Regions from separate parts of the Homo sapiens genome. Here region 2 is linked to region 1. A link is a loop called in an ENCODE intact Hi-C map of the cell type or tissue named here. Cell type or tissue: PC-9. All regions are shown on one strand. Links, peaks and the distances in the headings refer to the core of each region. The heading gives the core; the rest is flanking DNA.

Region 1 (2,912 bases), core at 172-2,671:
GGCCAGTTGTTAGAAATGCAGGCACTCACACAGATACGCTCTTCTCTCAGTGGTGCCTGCCTTTCTTTTTTTGTTTAATTGTTCCTTGCAGTAGCACATTCCATGGGAGATTCCATGACAGGGCTATTCTCTCGATTTCAGTGGTTTTGATTTTGTGTCTGTTGTCATAGCGCCTGGAGCTAAGCCTTATCAAATAATTGCACATCTGGTGATCACTTAGGCTTCCAGAAATGTGAGGCAGGGAGGACCCTCAAGGGACTCTGGTCAGCACTCCTACTGCTGAGAGGCTTCACCGCATTCCCCCAGACTCACCAACAGCCTCGTTACACTTGTTACGGTGTGTGTGCACCAGTGCGCTCAGCGCCTGCATCCTCACAACCCAGCCCCTTGTGAGGCTGGCCGGACCACAGCTTGCCCTGTTCTGCACCATTCTAGGGCTGAAGGATTTGCCCAAAATATGTCACTAGATGGTGACAAACAGGCCCTTAGTCCAGTGCCTTTAGCAGGGGCTGGCTGGAGCAGCATGGCCATGTTCAGATGCCTGTCCCACCACTTGTTAGCTGTGTGCACCGCCCCCCCGCCACCGCACCACCACCACCCCTACCCGAGGGTGACAGGATCCTCCTGAAAAGTCTGTTAGGAGGATTAAATGACTTGATAACTAAGATGTTTCATCCATAAGCACTCAATAAATGGTAGCTGCTGCTGTTATTCATTCCACTGTATCTAATCTCTGTACTCTTAAATTTTACAACTTTACTCAATAACTTTTAAAATATTCTACACTTGTGGCTCCCATAAATTTCCTCTTTGCTCTATTGAGGCCATTTCTAGTCCCTGTGTGATCAGGGTTATTGGAGAGCAACTGATAAACCAGCCATGCTCCCCACTTCCTCTCTAGGAGCTCGGCCTCCTCAGCTTGTCTGCAGACCTTTGCCTCTTAATTTATCCAGTCCAGCTCTCATGTCTTCCCTGATGAAGTGGAGTCGAGAAATCTGCTCCGTCACCTTCTGTGTGAGGAGCAGCCTCTGCAGCTTGTCCCACTGCTGTAGCTCTCACAGTGCAGGGTTTCCTGGAAGCGTGCTTGGAGGGTAGCAGGCCCAGGAGGCACAGTTGTGACTGGAGCCATGGCAGAGCAGCAGTTGATATTTGTCACTACGAGTGCCGGCCTCCTTATAAGCACTCCTTTTATAGATAGGGAAGCTGAAGCTGGGAGAGGTGAGGTCACTCACCTGAGGTCACTTTAGTAAGTAGCCATGGTGGACTACTCAGGCGGGCCCAGAGCCATTTTCCTGACCACCAGGTCATGTGGGGACGCCAGGTGGCATGAATCTCTGAATCTCATTTTTCTCTGCGCTTGGGGAGGTGGTAACGTAGGTCAGTCCTTGGCGATGGTTAGTTCCCTGCCCAGGGCCTGTCAGCCTTAACATTCTTCTGATCCTGTTTATGAAACGCAGGTAATATATTGACATTGCAGAAGCTCAGAGAACATAATTGAAAGTCTTGTAGATGGCAGTAAAATGGGAAGATTTTTCAGACTGGTTTTCTTATTGGTCTGGTGAGGAGCTAAAAGTTACAGCAGGCGGTCAGCAGAGGGCCCCAGAGCCTCAGAAGTAAACCTAGATTTGGGCACATGCCTGAGTATTGGCAAATTTATGTAGCCGGGGCCCTTTGGCTCCACAGTGGGGCGTCAGGCATTGGAGTGCACATCTCTGAACTGGGAGGAAACCTCAGTACCACCAAGACGAAGACAGGTGTGTAGGAGAAGGTAGAATACCAAGAACAGTCGCAAAATCTGGTTACCCCCTGGAAAGATCACTGTGGTCTTACTGCTCCAGTTAAGAGTGTGGGTGTGTAATAACAGGGCTGGGGCTGTGTATGTAAACCAGGAACCTGGAAGAGAGCAAAGAGCTGTTTTTCTAGCTCCCTTACATTCCAGTATCCTCCTTCCCCTGATTCTACTGGATTCTGATTTAGTTACTCTAATGGTCTCTGCATAGACAACCCTTCCCCTTGGGCAGACTCTGATTCCTAGGATTTCCTGAGCAACACTCCCAGGACTCTGCACAGGAAGTGGAGAATGAGGTCAGGCCAGGACTGGAAGGGGATTCACCTACTCTCATAGCGATTGAATGGTAATTCCAGACCTGTTCTTAGTCAGTTCTTTCCAATCTGAGGATGCTAACACAAATATAAAAGACAGACAAATGGTTAAGCCCAAAGTGCTTAGGATGGTCCCTTTGTAAGGGTTTGCCATTATTATAATTTACCAGAAGCCATATAAGTGGCCTTTCGATATGGCTTGGATCTTTTATTTCATTTTTTCTTCTAGTTTTCCTTTTTGTTTTCCTTTTATAGAGGAAAGCCTGAGAAAATGGCAAGAAAACCAAAAGAATATGGTTCTGTGATTAGTAGTCCAGTCTTACAATGGAGATAATTTACCTAGTGCCCACCTTTAGTGAACGCAGATGGCATTGCCCAGACCACCCATACAGTAGAGCATGTAACATCCAGAAGCAAAAGACAACAGCAGATAGCGACTCCTTGGCTGATGTTGCAGAAGCACGTGCTGAGCAGTCTCTAAATCACATGTGTTTGCTCTAAAATTAACACCTGGACAAATTAGAATTAATGCCATTAGAAAATGAAATCACTTCTGTTTTCCACACTATGTAAACCATACGTCAGAGTGCCCTAAAAACAAGGGAGATGTATGTGGTCTGTAGTGGTATTTCTCTTAGGTCAGGCCACTAGTTAGTTCTCTTACGAGGTTCGTTTCATGTGGTTGGTGGGTTTTGGTTTGGTTTGGCTTTTAAGGAACAATAACCCTTCCCTATGGGAAATAATGGGCCTTGGATGAGGTTATGTCCAGTGTTCACTGGTCCCATTTTGAAGTGCCCCAGCTGGATGCA
Region 2 (2,912 bases), core at 153-2,652, 310 kb after region 1:
CTCTGTTGCCCAGGCTGGAGTGCAGTGGTGTGATCTCCGCTCACTGCAAGCTCTGCCTCCTGGGTTCAGGTGATTCTCCTGCCTCAGCTTCCCAAGTAGCTGGGATTACAGGCACATGCTACCACATCCAGCTAATTTTTGTATTTTTAGTAGAGACGGGGTTTCCCCATGTTGGCCATGCTGGTCTTGAACTCCTGGCCTCAAGTGATCCGCCCGCCTCAGCCTCCCAAAGTGCTGGGATTACAAGTGTAAGTCACTGCACCCAGCCCAGAATTCTCCACCCTATTAGGACACCAGCCTTACGGAATGAAGGCCCACTGTCATGACTTGAACTTGACCACCTCTGCAAACGCCCTGTCTCCCACAGAGGTCACCTAATGAGGTTACTAGGGGTTAGGATTCTCGCATATTAAATTAGTGGGGACACGACTGAACCCATCACCACTGGCCTAGAGGTCACTTGGGCGTCCCTTGCCTGATCAGTTAAGAGCTTAGGGATAATAGGTTTGTGGGAGGGTGAAGGAGGTGACAGAGTTGTACCTTGGTCCCCTCTTGGAGAACAGAACAGCCCTCCATCCTTACCTGACATTGTAGACTCTTAAGTCTCGCAGGACCTCGAGGCGGGGGTATGGGGTGGGTGAGATGGTTTCAATCTAACATCAACCTTTGGGAGCTGATCAGGTTTGCGGCTTTGTGGCCTCAGTTTCCCTAAAGATATAAGAAGAGCGGCCAGCCGCGGTGGCTCACGCCTGGAATCCCAGCACTTTGGGAGGCCAAGGCAGGCGGATCACTTGAGGTCAGGAATTTGAGACCAGCCTGGCCAACATGGGGAAACCCCATCTCTACTAAAAATAAAAAAATTAGCTGGGTGTGGTGACACATACCTGTAGTCCCAGCTACTCAGGGGACTGAGGCAGAATTGCTTGAATCCAGGAGGCGAAGGTTGCATGAGCCAAGATTGGTCACTGCACTCCAGCCTGGGCGACAGAGTGAGATTCTGTCTCACAAAAAAAAAAAAAAAAAAAAAAAAAAGATATAAGAAGAGCAAAACAAGCATTCTCAACTAGGGATGATTTTGTCCCCCCAGGGGACATTGGCAACCACATTTTTGGTTGTCACAGCTTGGGGGGAGCACTACTGCCATCTAGTGGGTAAAGGCAGGGACTCAGCAAGACACCCTACAGTGAAGGCAGAGGACAAGCCCCCAGCAGAGATGCGAATGAATAGTGAAATGTGAATAGTGCCAAGGAAGAGAAGCTCCCCCTCAGCAGCATCATTAGTCATGTCTGTCTCTGGAACTTTGCACACTGCCAATAGAGAATATGGTTTTCGGCTCACCGCAGTCTCCGCCTCCCAGGTTCAAGCGACTCTCCTGCCTCAGCCTCCTGAGTAGCTGGCATTATAGGCATGCGCCACCAGGCCCGGCTAGTTTTTTGTATTTTTAGTAGAGATAGGGTTTCTCCATGTTGGTCAGGCTGGTCTCGAACTCCTGACCTCAGGTGATCCGCCCGCCTCGGCCTCCCAAAATGCTGGGATTACAGACGTGAGCCACCACACCCAGCCAAAAATTGGTATTTTAGATCACAAAGAAAATGTCAGCCGGGCATGGTGGCTCACGTCTGCAATCCCAGTACTTTGGGAGGCTGCGGCAGAAGGACTGCTTGTGCCCAGGAGTTTAAGACCCGCCCGGGCAACATGGCGAGACCCCATGTGCATTAAAAAAATGAAATGTCAATTGAAAAATTATAATAGAACTCATTTAAATTTGGTAGAGACTAAAGCAAGATCTCTGTGGTTGGAGCACCCTTCCTGGAGGGTAGGGGGAGTATTTATCAGAGAACTGCACACACCTGGTCATATTCATCACACTGGTGAGGCTCTTCCTGTCACACGTGTCCCAGCTATGTGCCCATGTGCTCCTATTACAAAAAGATAGGAGGCCGGACACGGTGGCTCACGCCTGTAATCTCAGCACTTTGGGAGGCTGAGGCGGGAGGATCACTTGAGCCCAGGAGTTCAAGACCAGCCTGGGAAACATAGCAAGACCCCATCTCTACAAAAAAATACAAAAACTAGCTGGGTGTGACGGCATGTGCCTGTGGTCCCAGCTACTCAGGAGGCTGAGGCAGGGTGATTGCTTGAGCCTGGCAGCTTGAGGCTGTGGTGACGTGTGATGGTGAACTCCAGCCAGGGTGGGGGACAGAGTGAGACCCTATCTTGAAAAGACAGGAAACAATCTAAATGCCATCAATGGGAGATGACTTAGATGAATCAAAACTCATCAATTCAAGAGTGTTCTAGGCTGCCCTTCCGCCCCCGCCCCCCCACATGATTCTGCGTAGGCTCCTTTGCACGTTTGGCCATTTAAAATTGCTGGCATTCTAGTGTTTTTGACCTTTAGAGATGGCAGTTTTTATAAGGTCCAAGCTCATAATGAGGAGGTAGATGTTTGCTTTGTGCTAATATGAGAAAAGACATTAAGCAGAAAAAAAGCAAAATGTGATACAGTATGTACTGATTGAGATCTTTTTTTTTTTTTTTTTTTTCCTGAGACAGCCTCCCTCTGTTGCCCAGGCTGGGGTACAGTGGGGCTATCATGCCTCCCCGCAACCTCTGCCTCCTGGGTTCAAGCGATTCTGGTGCCTCAGCCTCCCAAGTAGCTGGGATTACAGGTGGTCACCACCATGCCCAGCTAATTTCTGTATTTTTAGTAGAGAGGGGGTTTTACCATGTTGGCTAGGCTGGTTTCAGACTCCTGGCCTCAAGCCATCCACCCGCCTCGGCCTCCCAAAGTGCTGGGATTACAGGCATGAGCCACCGTGCCCAGCCTGAGATCGTGTGTGTGTGTGTGTGTGTGTGTGTGTGTGTGTGTGTGTGTGTGTGTGTGTTTTCTTTGAGACAGGCTCGCTCTG

What was found. Hi-C counts contacts between places; a loop is a spot of excess contacts. Peaks named below come from ENCODE experiments on the same cell type or tissue, not always from the same donor. Only the 100,000 strongest peaks of a DNase experiment are listed, where the experiment ranks them.
Region 2: a loop joins it to region 1, with 6 times the contacts of the local background. A loop is called at or near these places in 8 of 110 quality-filtered maps.

Annotation. Positions count from the first base shown.
Region 1 is chr7:5,676,879-5,679,790 of GRCh38, reverse strand. The region is part of intron 13 of RNF216 (ring finger protein 216); the gene reads left to right. All of the region lies in intron 1 of RNF216-IT1 (RNF216 intronic transcript 1), which reads left to right. Among named protein-coding and RNA genes, the nearest start is that of RNF216-IT1, 2.1 kb to the left of the region's middle. In PC-9, for the core only: CTCF peaks have their summits at 1,396 and 1,598 (motif pointing right); a DNase peak (open chromatin) is centred at 1,620.
Region 2 is chr7:5,364,439-5,367,350 of GRCh38, reverse strand. The region is part of intron 11 of TNRC18 (trinucleotide repeat containing 18); the gene reads left to right. Among named protein-coding and RNA genes, the nearest start is that of TNRC18-AS1, 53 kb to the left of the region's middle. In PC-9, for the core only: a CTCF peak has its summit at 1,168 (motif pointing left); a DNase peak (open chromatin) is centred at 1,100.